2 separate regions of the Mus musculus genome follow, and region 2 is linked to region 1. A link is a loop called in an ENCODE intact Hi-C map of the cell type or tissue named here. Cell type or tissue: heart. All regions are shown on one strand.

Region 1 (8,000 bases):
ACCCCGACAGGTGTTGGGGTGCTCGATCAGCGGGAGACGCAGGTCCTTCTGAAGTCAGTCCGGAAGATGATGGGAGCTTCCAGAAGGTGTGGGCCACGGTGTTTGAGCATCATGTGGAGAGACACACAGTGGCTGACCAGGCTAACCGTTGCCTCTCAACCACACCCCCTTGTGATACAGCTGACACGCCCCTGGTTCCCAAACCAAGGCCTGAGAATTGGCCAGGGAAGGAACCACCAGGAGTGGCAGACAGGAGAGACCGCTCCAGGTGGTCATCGGACCATGCTGACCCAGGGATGCTGGGACGAGCAGCTCTTGCGGATGTGGAACGGAGACAGTATCCAACACCTGTCCCCGAGATGCACCCCATGGAAGAGAGACACAGCCGCTCTGTCCCGAGGCATTTAGAAAGTTCCCCTGTGTCCCAGAGGGTCCAGCCCAGGTATGACATCGTGCATGCCTCAGGGGAACGTGCACACAGTGAAGCTGTGTCCAGGGTGCCTGAGGAGAAAGCGGTGACCCTGCGCAGTGGCAGATCCCGGCTCTCACTGCCTGTCCGGCAGCTGTCCCAGGAAGTCAACCCTACTTACTTGGAGTGCTCTCTACAGGCTAATGGGGGTGCTGTCCAAAGGGCAAGTCTTATATGGGAAGCTCGGGGTAAGGAAGGCAGTGGACAGAAGCTGGACTGTCATCAGACAAGGGATGGATTTGGAGACACTTGCCAATCTCCCAAATGGACAGGACGGGGAGTGGCAAGTGGGCACGGCAGCGCTGTGGTCAGCAAAGATCTCAGTACTGCCCAAAGGGGTCCAACCTGGAATGTCTCTTCAGGTCCTCCTTCCAGGGCCAACATTGAGCCCTGTGACTCCCAAGTACAGACAGGGCCAGACTCCTTGTCCCCAAAAAGAGGTTCCCTCATGGTTGCCAGTGAGGATAACCCAAGGCTGGCCCAGGTGTCCCAGCCTGAAGTCAGAATGAGGAGGTCCAACCCTTCAGAGCTGAGGGTGGACAGGTTGAGGCGGCGGACTTTGCCCCATGATGCCAAGTTTGATCCGTTCAACCTCCTCGTGCCAGAGAGTGCTACCAAAAGGCAGCAGAGACCAGCAGATGGTCTGACCTCCCCAACCTGTGCCTTACAGAGACCCCCATTGTCCCACCAGCAGGCACAAACTCAGGAGGTGACACCAGATGCCTTACAAGGCAGGACTTTCCTGGTGGAGAAGCAGGGGCCGTCTGTAGAGCCCACTGCGACTTTCTTTGCGGTGACTTATCAGGTTCCTGATATTCAGAAGGTCAAGAGTGTGATTAAGTCAGGGACTGAAGATATGTTGGAACCTTCCAGAAAAACACCTCCACCTCTGTCACCTCGCTCTGTTGTGTCCGTTCTGGCTTCTCCCGGCCATGAAGAGCCATGGTCTCCCGTCAGCAGCAAGGGCTCCGCTAAGGGGAGAGAGTACGAAGAAACATGGAACCTTTCAAAACACCCGAAGTCCACAGACCAGCCCACCACGTCTGCAGGGGACAGGACTCTGGATCTTTCCAGGGACAGAATCATTGATGTGGATGCTCTGTGGCTTTCTCGAGGGTCAGAAGATAGCGCTGCAAAGGACCTCAAGATCGGGGCATCCTCGGAAAGAGATGCCCCACAGACATCCCCGGTCCTGAGGCAGCGGCCCAGAAGCCTCCTGGTGAGGAGGAGGACAGAGGTGGTTAGTGAAACGTTCCCAGGGAAGATGAGAGATGGCTACAGATCGAGCGTCCTTGACCTTGACGCTTTGATGGCAGAGTACAAGGAGCGGTCAAGCAGAATAACCAGCAAGACCCAGCAGCAGCAGGACAGCCCTCCTGCAGAGCCCAGCAGCTCGCCTCAGGAGAGATCAGGTTGGCCCAAGGAGGCGGAGTGGAGACGGAGGAGCCTGAAGGAGGCCCCCCAGTCAGACAGTGTCGGGCAACAAGCAGGGCGCTCCGTGAAAGCTCTCCACTCCCCTGGCCCCAGCAAGCAGCCAGCAGAGCCCCTAGGGGCAGCCATGACCACCAAGTCTGGCTTGCCACTGTGGGCACCGCCACACTCGGCTCCTGGAGAAAACTGCCCCTCACCTTCTGCCGTCCCAGCTGGTTCCAGGAGAAAATCTCCAGGCATCGCTGAGTTTGAAAGCAAGCCCTCCTCCAGTGAGCACCAGGGTACCAAGCATTGGCAAAATTCAGCCAAGTCCCAGGAGCCAGGCAGCAGGTACCCAGTCTCCCCTGGGTCACCTCCCTCTGACCGGAAGAAAGGGACTCCGAGGAGATCCACTGGTCAGGGAGTGGAAGGCAATGGGGTGCCGTGGGGAACCCCCCCACGCGATTCTGGTTGGTCGCCGCTGGACATCAAGAGGGCCTGCTCAGAGAAGGGCCCACCAGCCAGGATCCGGGAGGGCCTGTCCGTCATGCAGGACGCCAGGCATCGGAGGCAAGAACAGTCCAAAGGGAAGCCGGACCTCCCAGCCACCGAGACTCCCGAGGCTGCCGCAGGACCCTGTCAGAGGGATTCGAGGAGGCCAGAAGGCCCTAAGGTGGGTACAGAGGCACTTGGAATTTTGTCATATTGTTTGTATGTATCTATGTCCAGGATCTCAGATTTCACGTGGGCTGTGTAAGTGTGTGACGGAGTGGAGGTGCCACTCTAGGGAGTGGTGAGGACTGCACGCTAACAGGATACCTAGGTGTGCTTGCTTCCAGACTCTTAGGATTTTTTTCTCCTATTTTTTTAAAAGATTTATTTAATGTATATGAGTATACTTGCTGTCTTAAGACACACCAGAAGAGGGCACTAGATCCCATTCTAGATGGTTGTGAGCCACCATGTGGTTACCAGGAATTGAACTCAGGACCTCTAGAAGAGCAGTCAGTGCTCTTAACTGGCAAGCCGTCCCTTTCTTTATCCTCCCTTCCCCTTCCTTTTTACGGGGTGTGGCATGGGAGAACTAAAGCTCCTCCTAGCCCCAGCTCCGCCCCTGGCCCCAGCCCTGCCCCACCTCGGCCCCGCCCCACAACAACCGGGGCCTCAGCCCATTGGCCATTTTGAAACCTGAGACAGAAAGGGACATTTATTAAAAGAAATCCACATTTTCAGGTGTTAACCCTGAAATAAGGAGGCTTGCTAGAAAACTTCATTTTGTCCTGGCCGTGCTTGGCCTGGCTCTGTCTGCTTGGCCACGGGTTGTGGGTTCAAAATTTGGCCTGGGACTTGGATGAGGGAGGACATGTGTGAGTGTCGCAGAGTACCTGCTCGATGCCACCTCACCCGTTGTCCTCTCTAGAGCTTCCAGGAAGATCTGTGCCGTGAGTGAATGCCAAGCAGCCCACGGGGTCTGACAGGACGGCTCACTTTGGATTGGGTTTTCCAGAAGCAGCCTGTCTTAGGTCTCTTAGGAGGTGACCAGAGGGAGGACCGGCTGCGGACTGGGGAAGGTGGCAAGGAATTACCAGTGTGGGCAACTGAGACCCGGTGCCCGGGAAACCTCTGGGAAGCTCGTAGGCACAACTGGGTCGACCTGGTCAAGGGTCAGAGAGCCAGGAGTATGCGTTTTCTATTTATTCCTGTTGACGTCGAAGAATATGTCTGGGCCTTTGGATATATGGGATTTGACCGTTCTGCGCATAGTAGGGCAGCTCTGCACCAACTCTTGTATCGGCGTGAGAAACAGGCAGGGAGCCGACAAGGTCTGCTGCGGGTGTAAAATAAGACAACCCGAAAACAGGGCTCAGAGAGGTCACACAGCAAAAGGCCAAGATGCTTGAGCCCAGGTCTGGCAGGATCCCATGAGATGACAAAGCAGGGAAGAAACAGGAAGCTGCGTGCAGCCCTTGGGGAGCTTTTTACCTCAGCTGGGTGATAGGGCTCTGGAACCCAAGGTCAGGAAATTATATGATGCTCAATGAGGCGCCGGAGGAGTGACCCAGGAAGGCATCCTGGAGGAGGCCCTGATGGGTGACCCCGGGAGCAGGGCATGCTGGGAGATCTGGAGGCTGGAGTCAGCCCCACCTAGCCCTTGCTGAGCAGTTCAGCAGAGGCAGCAGCCTAGTCTTCAGTGTTTCCTGCTGTAACAAACCACACCGGGCCAGGAACTTATTTCCCACAGTTCTGGCTGCTGTGAATCCCCGGCCCGTGACTGGTTTGTTCCTGGACTTCCTTTCCACGCTGCCCTGGAGTTTTAGGACGCCGTGTTTACAGAGTCGAGCGCAGCCAAGGATTACAGCAGTTTCTCATCCCCAAGTTTGTGAGAGAGGAACCAGGGTCTAGCCTGTCAGAGACAGGGGCGCCACCTAGAGGGGCCTGTGAGAACAGAGTCAGCTTTGGCCACGAAGGATGGGATGTGGATTGTCCTCACATTTATGGTGTGGAGTATGGGGGGATTGGAGCTTCGAACTTGTGTTTCTCCTCCGGAGCCCTGAGTTGCTCAGCGTCGCTAGTGGAACCTTCCAGACTTGCACTGAGCTCCTCCCTCCTCCAGTGTGGGTTCTTCCCACACTGCTCCTTGCCTCCCACTCCCCCCAACGCCCCCGTTGGGAACCCGAAGCTGCAGTATGGTCCAGCAAGGTTTGCCTCTGGTGGTCTCACCCAGCTCTCACGCCCCGCCCCCGTTGCCGTGGGAGCGGGGGGAGGGGGCCAGAAGAGACTGCCGGGCTGGAATGTGACACGCTGCAGCTCAGCAGCTCAGCTCGCCAGCACCTCGGGACCCACTGGCAACAGGAGCGCCTGGGCTGCAGAGGGTCCTGGATGATGCCCAGAGCGCCCAGGCCCCAGGAGGGCTGGTTGTCGGGGGGGGGGGGGCGGGGGGGGCGGGATCAGCTTTCCCTTGGCGGAGGGATCCACGGACCAGCTTCCCGCTTCTGGCCTCTCTCCTGGAAGGCTTGTTTTGTTTTGTTGCTGAGTCAGGGTCTTCCTTAGCACAGGCTGGTCCCTGGGGACCTGACCCTCATCCCATTGTTGGGCGTCCTTCCTTCCTTCCCTTGATCTGGTTCCTGATCTTAAAGATCAAAAACAATCAGATGAGTGAAGACAAGAAGCCACAGAGGTGCCCAGAATGCTGGTTGTTAAAAAGACAAACACGGGGCAGAGAGGGAAGGGATCATTTGCTCAGGGATGGGGGTTGGGGTGGGGGAGCTGGTAAAGATGTTCCAGCCGTTGGGACTTTCCTGTGTCTCTCAAGAATTAGGAATAGCCAGGCAGTGGTGGCACACGCCTTTAATCCCAGCCCTTGGGAGGCAAGGCAGGCGGATTTCTGAGTTCGAGGCCAGCCTGGTCTACAGAGTGAGTTCCAGGACAGCCAGGGCTACAGTGAGAAACCCTGTCTTGAAAAACAGACAAAGGCTGGCGAGATGGCTCCGTAGGTAAGAGCACTGACTGATCTTCTGAAGGTCCTGAGTTCAAATCCCAGCAACCACATGGTGGCTCATAACCACCCATAATGAGATCTGATGCCCTCTTCTGGTGTGTCTGAGGTCAGCTACAGTGTACTCACACATAATAATAAATAAATCTTAAAAAAAAAACCAGACAAAACAAAAAGAGTTAGGAATATTCTCTGGGTGTGTACGGACACCTATGAAACACACCACGTAACACACACACTCAAGCACACACACGTGTGCACACATGCACATGAATGCATGGACACTAACACGCAGATACATGTGCTTGTATACACATTCCAATCACACGTACACACATGGACCCACAAGCACACATGCATGCGCACACACATGGATGTGTGTATTTCTGTTCTGGATGCATAGGCAGATTTTATCCGTCAAGGGACTGTGGGGTGTAGAGTGTGAATTCCCCACAGAGTTCTGGGGTGGGGGAAGCTTACACTCTGTGGGGTGAAGCTATCTTACCACAGGCCTGAGCTTGAGGGTTAAGAAAGGATGCTCAGAGCATCTTTTGTGGCCCCGACTCTTTTGGGATTGCTTTCAGAAGCCACAAGGATTATGAGGCTTAGCCTGGTTTTGTGTCACTTCCTATGGGAGAGAGCGTTTTCGTGCTTGCTGACAGCTGGGTTCAAAGCAGAGAATCCAGCAGGGTGACCGGGGGGGGGGGGGGGGGCATCCCAGACCACTTAGGCTGAAATCCTCGGGGTTAGCCTTGACAGGTAACTTTGGTTGAGATCTCTGCTGACCCCAGTGCACACCTGCTTGTTAAGGTGGGTGACCCAAGTTCAGTCCCCCTTGATGGAGGGCGGAACCTGGCTGTACACAGCCCTGCTCTGACCTCCACATGCACCCCCAACCCCCAGCCTGAAAATAAAAAACGAGCCGGTGAGGTGACTCGGTGGGTAAAGATGTCTGGTGACTCAGGTTTGTTGAGTCTTACCACCTTATGAAGGGAGAAGGTGAGGTGGCACGTGGCACACATCCCCGTACACACACATACACACATCCCCTATACACACACATCCTCCCTACACACACAGACACATCCCTCCACATCCCCCCCCACATCCCCTGTACACACACACCCTATACACACATCCCCCTACACACACACACACACACACACACACACATCCCCCTACACACACATTCCCCCTACACCCACATCCCCCTACACACACACCCTACACACACATCTTCTATATACACACACACATCCCCCTACACAGACACACCCTACACACACATCTTCTATATACACACACCTTGTATACACACACACATCTCCCTACACACATCTCCCTACACACATCTCCCTACACACTCACACAACCCCCAACACACATAACCCTACACACACATCCCACCTATACAGACATCCTCCCTACACACACACACACCACACAGTATACACACACACATAGCCCCTTCACATACACGTGCTCGAGTGTGCGCACACGCGTGCACACACACACACACACACACACACACAGAGCAGTACTAAGAAATACAAGTTTAAGCCATACGATGCACTTTAGTGTCCAGGCTTGTTCCTGGTGTTCACATCCTGCTCTCTGTCCATTGGGAACGTCTGATACGTGTGCTGGCCAGGCTGGGGCCCATGCCCCGATCAGGAGTTCCAAACCATCTTCAGAGTTCCAGCTTGGGCTGGGTGAGGCCCCATCTCAGGAAGGATCCCTGGGAAAATAAAGCGTGGAGTAGCCCCACAGTGGAATATTATTTGGTTTTAAAAAAGGAATGTTCTTGTCAGATATGGTGAGCATTTTGGTGTCTGAGGCAGGAGGCAGGAGAAGCCAGGTGGCGGCACCTGCTATTTATGTATTATTTAGTTTAAATTAGATTCAATCTAATTTCTCTGTTGCCCCGGCCATGCTCAAGCTTGCGTGACTGACTGGATCAGTCCCACAGAACATTGCAGTGGCTGCATAGGCACAGGCAACCTGAAGCCAGGGAGTAGGGGAGATCACCGAGAGTCTGAGGGTGGCAGGAAGCTGGGGGACAGACCGGAAAGGAGCCATCTGAGTGACAGGAGAGACCTAGGACCCCCGGGGAGGATGTGAGAGCTATGGTGGAGATACCCAGCACAGGTGGGCGTGTCCTGGGGGACTCAGATCGACCTTGGTGGAGGGCGTGCCCCCCGACTGCGTTCTTTCTGCTGTGAGATGCAGCTACTGTTAAACAGTCCATCAGGGACCACCTGTGCCACCCCCCCAGAAGTCCTGCTCCTCATAAACCATCCTCCTCCGCCCATCCTGCCCTCTCCTTAGCCTGGCTCACAGGACTCACACAGTGTAGCATGCCTTTTGTAACTTCCTTATTTTTGTTGTCTTTGTTTGGAGACGGGGTCTCATGTGACCCAGGCTGGTTGCATGTAGTGTATGGCCCAGTTCTGATGTTCAGCCCCATTATGGTTAAAGGGCTAATTGTCCTGCTGTTGGCATGATTCTTTGGAGTAATTACTATTTTTCTCCTGCTCCGTTTACCATTGACTGAGTTGTTTCCTTGTTGTTGAGTTGCCGTTGCTCTTTACATGTTGTGACTACTCTTGTTGAGTTGCTCTTTAC
Region 2 (8,000 bases), 130 kb before region 1:
TGGGTGTCGCTTAGATTACCCATTGCAGCAGCGAGGCAAGCTAAGTGGGGTTCCTTTGCACGGAGAACGCCTCGCTCAAGGGTCAGGTCCCCTTTCTCTTTGTTGTGTGTCTTTGTTTTCCCTGGAGGATCCTTCGTGCAGTTGATTGGCAGCTTAAGTGAGACAACATACGTAGCATTCAGCATTGGCCTCATCAACAAGTCGCAGCCGTGGTTATCATCCTTACTGAGCTGTGAATTGTGAAGATGTGCGCTGTTGCAGGGCCGCGACGAGCTAATCGCTGCATATCCAGCGCCTCTCCTTAGTGCTGCGCGCGATGCCCATAGTCGTCGCTAGAGGGCGCCGCAGGCACCCTACCAGAAGCACCGCCCGGCTCCCGCTGCAGGGTGAGCCAGCCCCATCACTGATCAACCGGTGGGAATTCGCACGCAGCCTGGGAAAAGCTCTAAGTTACAAGGAAGCTTTCCTAGTGCTTCTTAAGCCGCCATAGGGTGTGTGCTGGCCAGTGTTACGTCAATGACACAAACCACAGTCATCAGAGAGGAGGGAACCTCAACTGAGAAGATGCCGCCATCTCTCTCTCTCTCTCTCTCTCTCTCTCTCTCTCTCTCTCTCTCTGTGTGTGTGTTGGGGGGCGCATTTTCTCAATTGGTTATTGATGTGGGAGGACCGAGTTCACTGTGGGAGGTGCCATTTCTGGGCAAGCCAAAAAGCAGCACCCCTTCATGGCCTCTGCACAGCTCTAGCCTCCTGCCCTGACTTCCTTCAGTGGAACAACAGGGAAGTATAAACCAAATAAGCCCTTTCTTTCCTCCTTAACTTGCTTTTGGGCATGGTGTTTTGTTTGTTTGTTTGTTTGGTTGGTTGGTTTTTGGTTTTTGGTTTTTCAAGACAGGGTTTCTCTGTGTAGTCCTGGCTGTCCTGGAACTCACTCTGTAGACCATGTTGGCCTCGAACTCAGAAATCCGCCTGCCTCTGCCTCCCAAGTGCTGGGATTAAAGGCGTGTGCCACCACTGCCCAGCCAAGGGCATGGTATTTTATCACAGCAATAGTAAACCTAAGTAGGACAGGGTTCAAGGCTCCGGATTCAGCCCCAAGGCAATGGCTCGACTCAAATGCCCTGGAGCTATGCGGTGTTTGAATATGCTTGACCTAGAAAGTGACACTATTAAGAGGTATGGCCTTATTGGGGGAAGTATGTCACTGTGGGCATGAGCTTTGAGACCCTCCTCCTAGCTGCCAGAGTCAGTCTCCTCCAGCCTTCAGATGAAGATGTAGAACTCTCAGTTCCTCCTGCACCAGGCCTGCCTGGATGCTGCCATGCTCCTGCCTTGGCGATGATGGACTGAACCTCTGAACCTGTAAGCCAGCCCCAATTAAATGTTGTCCTTGTAAGAGTCGCCTTGATCGTGGTGTCTGTTCACAGTAATGGAACTCTAATTAAGACTGAAGTTGGGGGGCTGGTGAGATGGCTCAGTGGGTAAGAGTACTGACTGCTCTTCCAAAGGTCCTGAGTTCAAATTCCAGCAACCACTTGGTGGCTCACAACCATCCACAATGAGATCCAATGCCCTCTTCTGGTGTGTCTGAAGACAGCTACAGTGTACTTACATATAATAAGTAAATAAATCTTTTTAAAAAATAAATAAATAAAAAGGCTGAAGTTGGTACCAGGAGTGGGGTATTGCTGTCATAGGCCTGACCATGCTTTTGTTTGAAAGAATATGGGTTTTGGGACTTTGGGTTTGGAACGCCATGGAATGCTTTAAGTGGAGCTTAATGGGCCAGCCTAGACAGAATTAACAATTAAGTCTCATAGAAACCCCAATTTAGACATGATCCTGTGATTCAGTCTTATGAAGAGCATTTTGAGCAAGCATAGCAAGCTTAAAAAGAAAAAACGAGTGTGCTTCAAGTAATGAAGGGGCCCCAGGAAATGAAAAGGAGCTGAATCCTACGTTCAAGGAGACAAACGGATTAAGGGAGTGGTGATCTCAGGGCAAGATCCCACCCAGCTAAGCTTATTGTTTGCAGCTAAACCGTGGATAGTTATATTATTATGATGTGATTATTGGTTTCACTTGGAGATAAGGAGATATGACTGTGTGTCAAACTGTCACAGGATGACACAAGCTTTTAGATCTAGGTGAAGGAAAGCTTAGGTCCAGGCATGGTGGACCATGACTTTGATCCCAGCATTCAGGAGATAGAGCCATGCAAATCTCTTGAGCTCAAGAGAGTGAGTTTACAGAGCAAGTTCCAGGACAGCCAAGCATATTGAAACCACCACTAGAAACCATTTATATTAGAGGAAAACTTCTATGTTCTCTGAAAAGGTTTGAAGGGCTTGGCGAGAAACATCTGATTCATCTTAACCTGCCCCTGGTGAGATGATCCACCCGGTCCATGGCTTGAGCTATTGCTTGCTTTGTGTATGGACCTGAAGAAAATTCTCCCACGTCTTGGGCTTGACTTTCTTTGTGTGTGAGGCTCATGGGGGGGGGGGGGGGGGCTGGAGGCTCGGTAAGTTTATGCAACCAGAGCTCCGGATGTAGTAAGTCCTCAATTATATTTGTCAAGTCCTTATTTCTCATTCTGTGGCATCCTGGAGACACTAAGCACACCTCACTGGAGAGAGTGGGGGAGGAGAGAGTGGGGGGGGGTATCGTGACAGAGACACCACTGCCACACACAAGAGGGGTTCTGGTATACACACACACACACACCAGAAGAGGTCATCAGATCTCATTACAGATGGTTGTGAGCCACCATGTGGTTGCTGGGATTTGAACTCAAGACCTCTGGAAGAGCACTCAGTTCTCTTAACCGCTGAACTGTATGGATTCCTCTTCCCCAAGCATTCCCCAGCCTCCTCCTTTCCCTTCTTGCTCAGAAAGAAAACTCAGCAAGATGCCCCTTGTTCCACAAGACAGCCCCGGTCACTGGTATCTCCCCTGCATCGACTCCACGTCCCTCTAGAACCTTCCAACCCTCTATCACTTGCTCAGATGGTTTACTGTCTACCATCTGAGTGCTGCGGCAATGTGTCCATCTCCTTTGCTTCAAACTCCCAACCCTGGGACTGAGAGATCCTGGCTGAACCCTGGTTCCCAGTATAGGGGGAGCAGCAAGTGAAGAAGAGGCAGGCTTCTTCCAGATGGGGAGTCAGTGTATCTGATTAGTCTGAAAAGGGAGAAAGGGAGAAGAGAGGAGGAGGAGTAAAAAGAGGAGGAAGAGGGGGAGGGGGAAGGGAAGGGGAGGAGGGGACGGAGGAAGGGGGTATATGAAACAGCAGCAGCTACCCCGTATGAAAGCTGGCCCTTTTTTTGTTTTGTTTTGTTTTGTTTTGTTTTTTTTGTCTTGTCTATGATGAGAATTACACATCAAATATCTCGCTTGATCATCAGCTCATTCTAGAACTTATACCCACTTTATACAGGATGAGTCTAGTTTTATTGTGGCGGCAGGGCCTGGCTATGTCGCCCAGGTTGAGTCCCCTGCCTCAGTCTCCCCACTGAGGAGTCGATAGGAGTGTGCCCCGTGCCTGGCTTTGCCTCGTTTCTAAATACGCGTGGATGGACACACGGGATGTGGAGCACGGTTCCGCATCTTAGGTCACCCTAGGCAACTTGGCAAGGCCTGTCGCTAACGCCTGGAGGAGGCTGGATGCGGATGCTCTGCTGTATGCTGTCCAGGAGGCGGCGCTGAGCTTTCGTGGGTGGGGTGGGCGGGATGTCAGGTTCTGACGTCTACATCCTGGGCTGTCATTCATCCCCTGCCGGTCCCGCCCCCTCGCGGCTGCAGCAGGGCGCGGAGCGGGGACGCGTCCGGGAACCGGGCACCGACCAGCTTGAGCCATGGCTTCGGTCCCTGCGGGTAAGCACGGGCGGGCAGCGGGAGGGCGGCCAGGCCCCGCGGCCTCGGTGCCGCTCACCGCGCTTCCCTGCTTGTCCCGCAGAGGCCGAGACCCGCCAGAGGCTGCTGCGCACTGTGAAGAAGGAGGTAGGGGCGGCCACCCCAGGGTGACAGGGCCACCGCGGGCTTCTGGCTGGCGGTGGCTGTGCATGGCTAACTAGGGCGGGGGCTGGGGAGGGGTCGCTGGAAAACGGGTGTTTCAGTGCGTGGGGCCCTCTGGGTGTAGGATCGGAAGGTGTCCAGGTGGGACCTCGCGGAGGGGCAGGTTCTCATTGCTGGGGGTAGAGTAGGGTGATGCGGGGCTCCTCATTAGAGATGCGGAATATCCCCGAGGAAGATCAGGTTTTGGGAGGGGACAGGTTCAATTTTGGAACATGAAGCTATCCCCCAACCCATGTCAGATACTCAGTCCTTGGAGCCACCTCTAGGTGCCAGGGACTTTGTGCAGGAGAGCCTGTGACCTGGGCCAGGGTCACAGAGCAGGTGCCCTCCACTGATACATGGGATCAGACAGGAGTGGCTGCCTGCCTCCCCCGGGATGAAGGAAGCAGCTGAGATCCTAGCCTTACCTCGGCGTTCACAGCCAGTGACCTCCCAGGGCCGTGGGAATTGGGAGAGTTTAGAAGGCTGAGGCGACGTTTAGATGTCTGTGGGCCTGTGGTGTAGATGTATGTTGCCCAGGACATGTGCATATATGTATGTGCACCTGCCTGGAAATACCTAAGGATGATCTATATATTGTGTCTGCTTGTGCGAGTCTACGAATGTGTATTTGTGTGAATGGGTAAGATTGAGTATGTATGTGGTGTGGCATTGCCCTCCCATTTTGGCTCCGCCCTATCCTTCAGTCACCCCCACCCCCCATTCCCGTCCCTGCTGCCTTGTCTTCATCCTGGGGTTCTTATCCCAAGTCCTTGCTTGGCTGTGAATCTGTGAGCCAGGCTGGAGTCTGTCCCTTGCTTCCTGAGCATGGAGGTGTGTGTATACCTGTGGGGTGTGTGTGCGTGTGTGCGCGCGCGCGTGTGTGTGTTAGGGGTGTCACTCAGGAGGGCCTCCCTTCCTGGTGGCAGCCACCTGGGCAGTTGGAGGCCCGGACCTGTCCCCGGTTCCTTCCTCCTCTTGGGGATCGTGGGTGTGTGCCTGTGTTTGTGTCTCTGTGTGTAGCACATTCCTTTTAAAGAACTAGCTCCGTGGATTGCTGCAGATTCTAGAATTTTCCTTCGAGGTGATATGTAAGATGGATAGAAGGGGGTCCCTCAGAAAGGCCTAGAAGTCTTTACCTCCATCTTTGTAAAGACCTGTTTGAAGATACTATCCAGACCCCAACCCTGAAACCTCACACCCCTGCCCTTCGGGGAAGGGTCTCAGCCCTTAGGTTTAAAGCTGGAAGGCCGTGGTTTTTTACCCAGCCCTGGCTGTAATGCTTGCTCCTCATGCCTGGAGCTGACCCCCACTTTACTAGGGAAATGGTTGACCAAATAGGATGTACAATGAAAGACAGGGTCAGCAGGCCCTGGGGAACCTAGGAGACATCCGTGTATAGCTGTGCCACATGGCCCCTCAGAGTTCATCTTTCCTACGTCCTCTCTTTGTAAGATCACCGCTTTCCCATCTGCAGAGTGACGCATGTGGCCCCATGGCCCACACACATGTCCCTTACTGTTCCTCCCCAGTCTAGCTTGGGTTCCTGGAAATGCTGTGGGGACATTGCTCTCCACCCTGTGTCCACAAGTCTGCTGGATTCCCTGCTTCTGTGGTCCCACTAAGTTTGGAGTGAGCCATCTTCTTGGCTCAAGCCGGAGTAGAGTGGCCAGGCAAGGACAGTTTCTTGCTGCTTTGTCCGATTACTAAAAGCTCCAAAGCTGGGAGCAGAAGTCGGGATTCCCAGTCACAAACTGCTCACAGATTCTAAATCTTGCATTTACGGAGGTCGGTCACCCAGAGGATCTGAGCTTCTTTGGGTTTTTTTTGTGCTCCGTGTACTGCAGACATAGTAACCCTATGAAGATGGTTGATACAGAACTGGGGCTTACAGTAGGGGAGTGGCTTCTAACAGCACCCAGCCAAGAAGGGCCAGAGGTAGTGTAATCACTCCCAGGTCATCCAAGCTCCTGGGGTACAGGGGTAACGTGATTCCCATCACCCTACTGGGAATAGGGTGCCCAGAAGCAGGAAGCCATGTTTGAAGTGTACAGACCCAGTGCAGAACATGAGCAAGTCTGCCATCTGCAAGCTCACAAGTAAGCCCCCTATGCTTGCCCTCTATGTACACTGCTTCCTCTGGCCACCTCTTTGGGTAATGAGCCACTCCTCCAATGTCAGATAGATATGGATAGGGAGAAAGTTGCCTCAAAGTCTGATCAGCAACTTCTCTGTCTGAGTTCAGATGAGCCACACCCCTGTGGACCACAGCCTCCCTCTTCCTCCTGGAAGAGGTGACAAGGGACTTCCCTAGATAGCCAAACAGCTGTGCAAGCCTGCCTCAGAGCCTGTGGGGTTGGAAGCTCTGTCCAGAGGCAGCCTGAGGAGCTGTCGGGACCCAGGACCTGTCTGGTAGTTCAGGAAGGAGCCCCAAGTTCAACCAGAGCTGTAGTTGGAGAGCCAGAACGGAGACATTCGGCTGGAAGAGGCAGAGGATGCAGGCAGACTCAGTAGTGACATGAGAAAGAGGAGGACTCTGGAAGGGACATGAGGTATTGTTTTACAAGACCATAACGCGTGCCCCAGCACTGAACAAAAACACCTGTGAGCCTGCAGGACACGACCATGGAGAACCATGAAAGCCGCGGCAGAGAGAAGGGACACAGAGGGCCAAGCTGCAGGGACACGCTGAACTTGAGGGTGCAGAGGCAGCTGGAGCAGAGATGAGGAACCTGCTGGAAACAGAGGTGCCCCCCCCCCACACACACACAAGGAACAAGAGGGGAACTGTAGGAAGCTTGGAGAATGTGGAAGGTGGCAAGGAGTGGGTGCCACCCAAACTGATGGCTTGTGAACTGCACAGTCTCTCAGAGGCATCTGTCTTTATCTTTGCCCATGTCTGGGTGTCCATTTTTTTTTGTCACAATAGGGATGAAGATGACTCAGAGGGCAGGATAAGCTAAGTGCAGACATCCACCCTGTCACCTGACATCCACCCTGTCTGTCACCTGTGCTCCTTTGGGGTCGGGTCAGTATCACAGGGAAGCTGTTTCCTCCAGCTAAAGCCCTCCCCTACCCCCATCTCTAAGCAGTCTCCTCTCTGGCATGTCTTCCCCTCCCTGCTGCCACCCCTTAATTTTGTTTTGGTTCCCAGAGCGAGCAGGGACTGGCTTCCCGTTGCCATGACAACAGCCATTAAAAGAGCCAGCCACGTGATCCAGGTTGATAACGGAAGCTAAGTGACTAACCTCCTTGTTTTCCTGCCTCTGGCTGCTGCCAGACCTCTTAATTGGAAAGGAGAAAGCGGGGGCCGGTGGGCAGCAGATGAGACCCCTGGAAGGAGTCAGTGCTAGGAGACAGAGCCTGTAGGGGAAGCCGTTGCTAGCACGGGGTAGGGAGAGAGCAGGGAGCCGTCCTGCGAAGCCATCCTCGCTGCTGCTGAGCCCACCCCATTTCCCAGCCCTGAAGTGGAGGAAGGGATGAAGGGGGGGATGTGCTAGGGAGGCTAAAGGAACGTGAGGGACTTGAGCTGTGTTACCATGGAGACGCTCGGGCTTCACTCGAACCAGGCAGCTCTAATGTAGGACTGGGGACAGCTTGGCCACCTCAAAACAGCTGCCAGATAACACGCAGGTCACCGCGCATGGCTCGAATCGCACACGGGGGTTAATGTGTCTTCTGTGTACGTGTGAAGCTCTGCCCCCGGGGGACATATGGTGTGTCTGGAAACATTTTGGTCGCAACAGCAGTGGGTGCTCCCAGCATCTGCAGGAAGAATCCAGGGATACCGCTTAACATCTTGTGGTATACGAGATACCCCCATGTGCCAGCATCATTACGCTATCCACCACCCTTCACCACCATCACTACGATTATCTCCACCACCTCCACAATCTACACCCCCTTCTACCATCACCAGCACCACCACAATTACCATCACCAC

Evidence for each region. Hi-C counts contacts between places; a loop is a spot of excess contacts. Peaks named below come from ENCODE experiments on the same cell type or tissue, not always from the same donor. Only the 100,000 strongest peaks of a DNase experiment are listed, where the experiment ranks them.
Region 2: it touches region 1 in a loop (2.3-fold over the local background); 5 of 42 quality-filtered maps call a loop at or near these places.

Annotation. Positions count from the first base shown.
Region 1 is chr5:113,176,606-113,184,605 of GRCm38, reverse strand. 2900026A02Rik (RIKEN cDNA 2900026A02 gene) reads left to right here. Exons shown (of 13, transcript NM_001375886.1): 5 at 1-2,552. Among named protein-coding and RNA genes, the nearest start is that of Gm42161, 35 kb to the right of the region's middle. In heart, CTCF peaks have their summits at 2,799 (motif pointing right) and 4,307 (motif pointing left); DNase peaks (open chromatin) are centred at 2,346, 3,356 and 4,165; H3K4me3 peaks cover 1,286 bases; H3K27ac peaks cover 2,778 bases.
Region 2 is chr5:113,306,551-113,314,550 of GRCm38, reverse strand. It overlaps Sgsm1 (small G protein signaling modulator 1), which reads left to right and starts at 3,765. Exons shown (of 25, transcript NM_172718.3): 1 at 3,765-3,877; 2 at 3,960-4,003. The coding sequence starts at 3,859. In heart, CTCF peaks have their summits at 327 (motif pointing right) and 3,698 (motif pointing right); DNase peaks (open chromatin) are centred at 320 and 3,720; H3K4me3 peaks cover 1,669 bases; H3K27ac peaks cover 446 bases; H3K27me3 peaks cover 6,663 bases.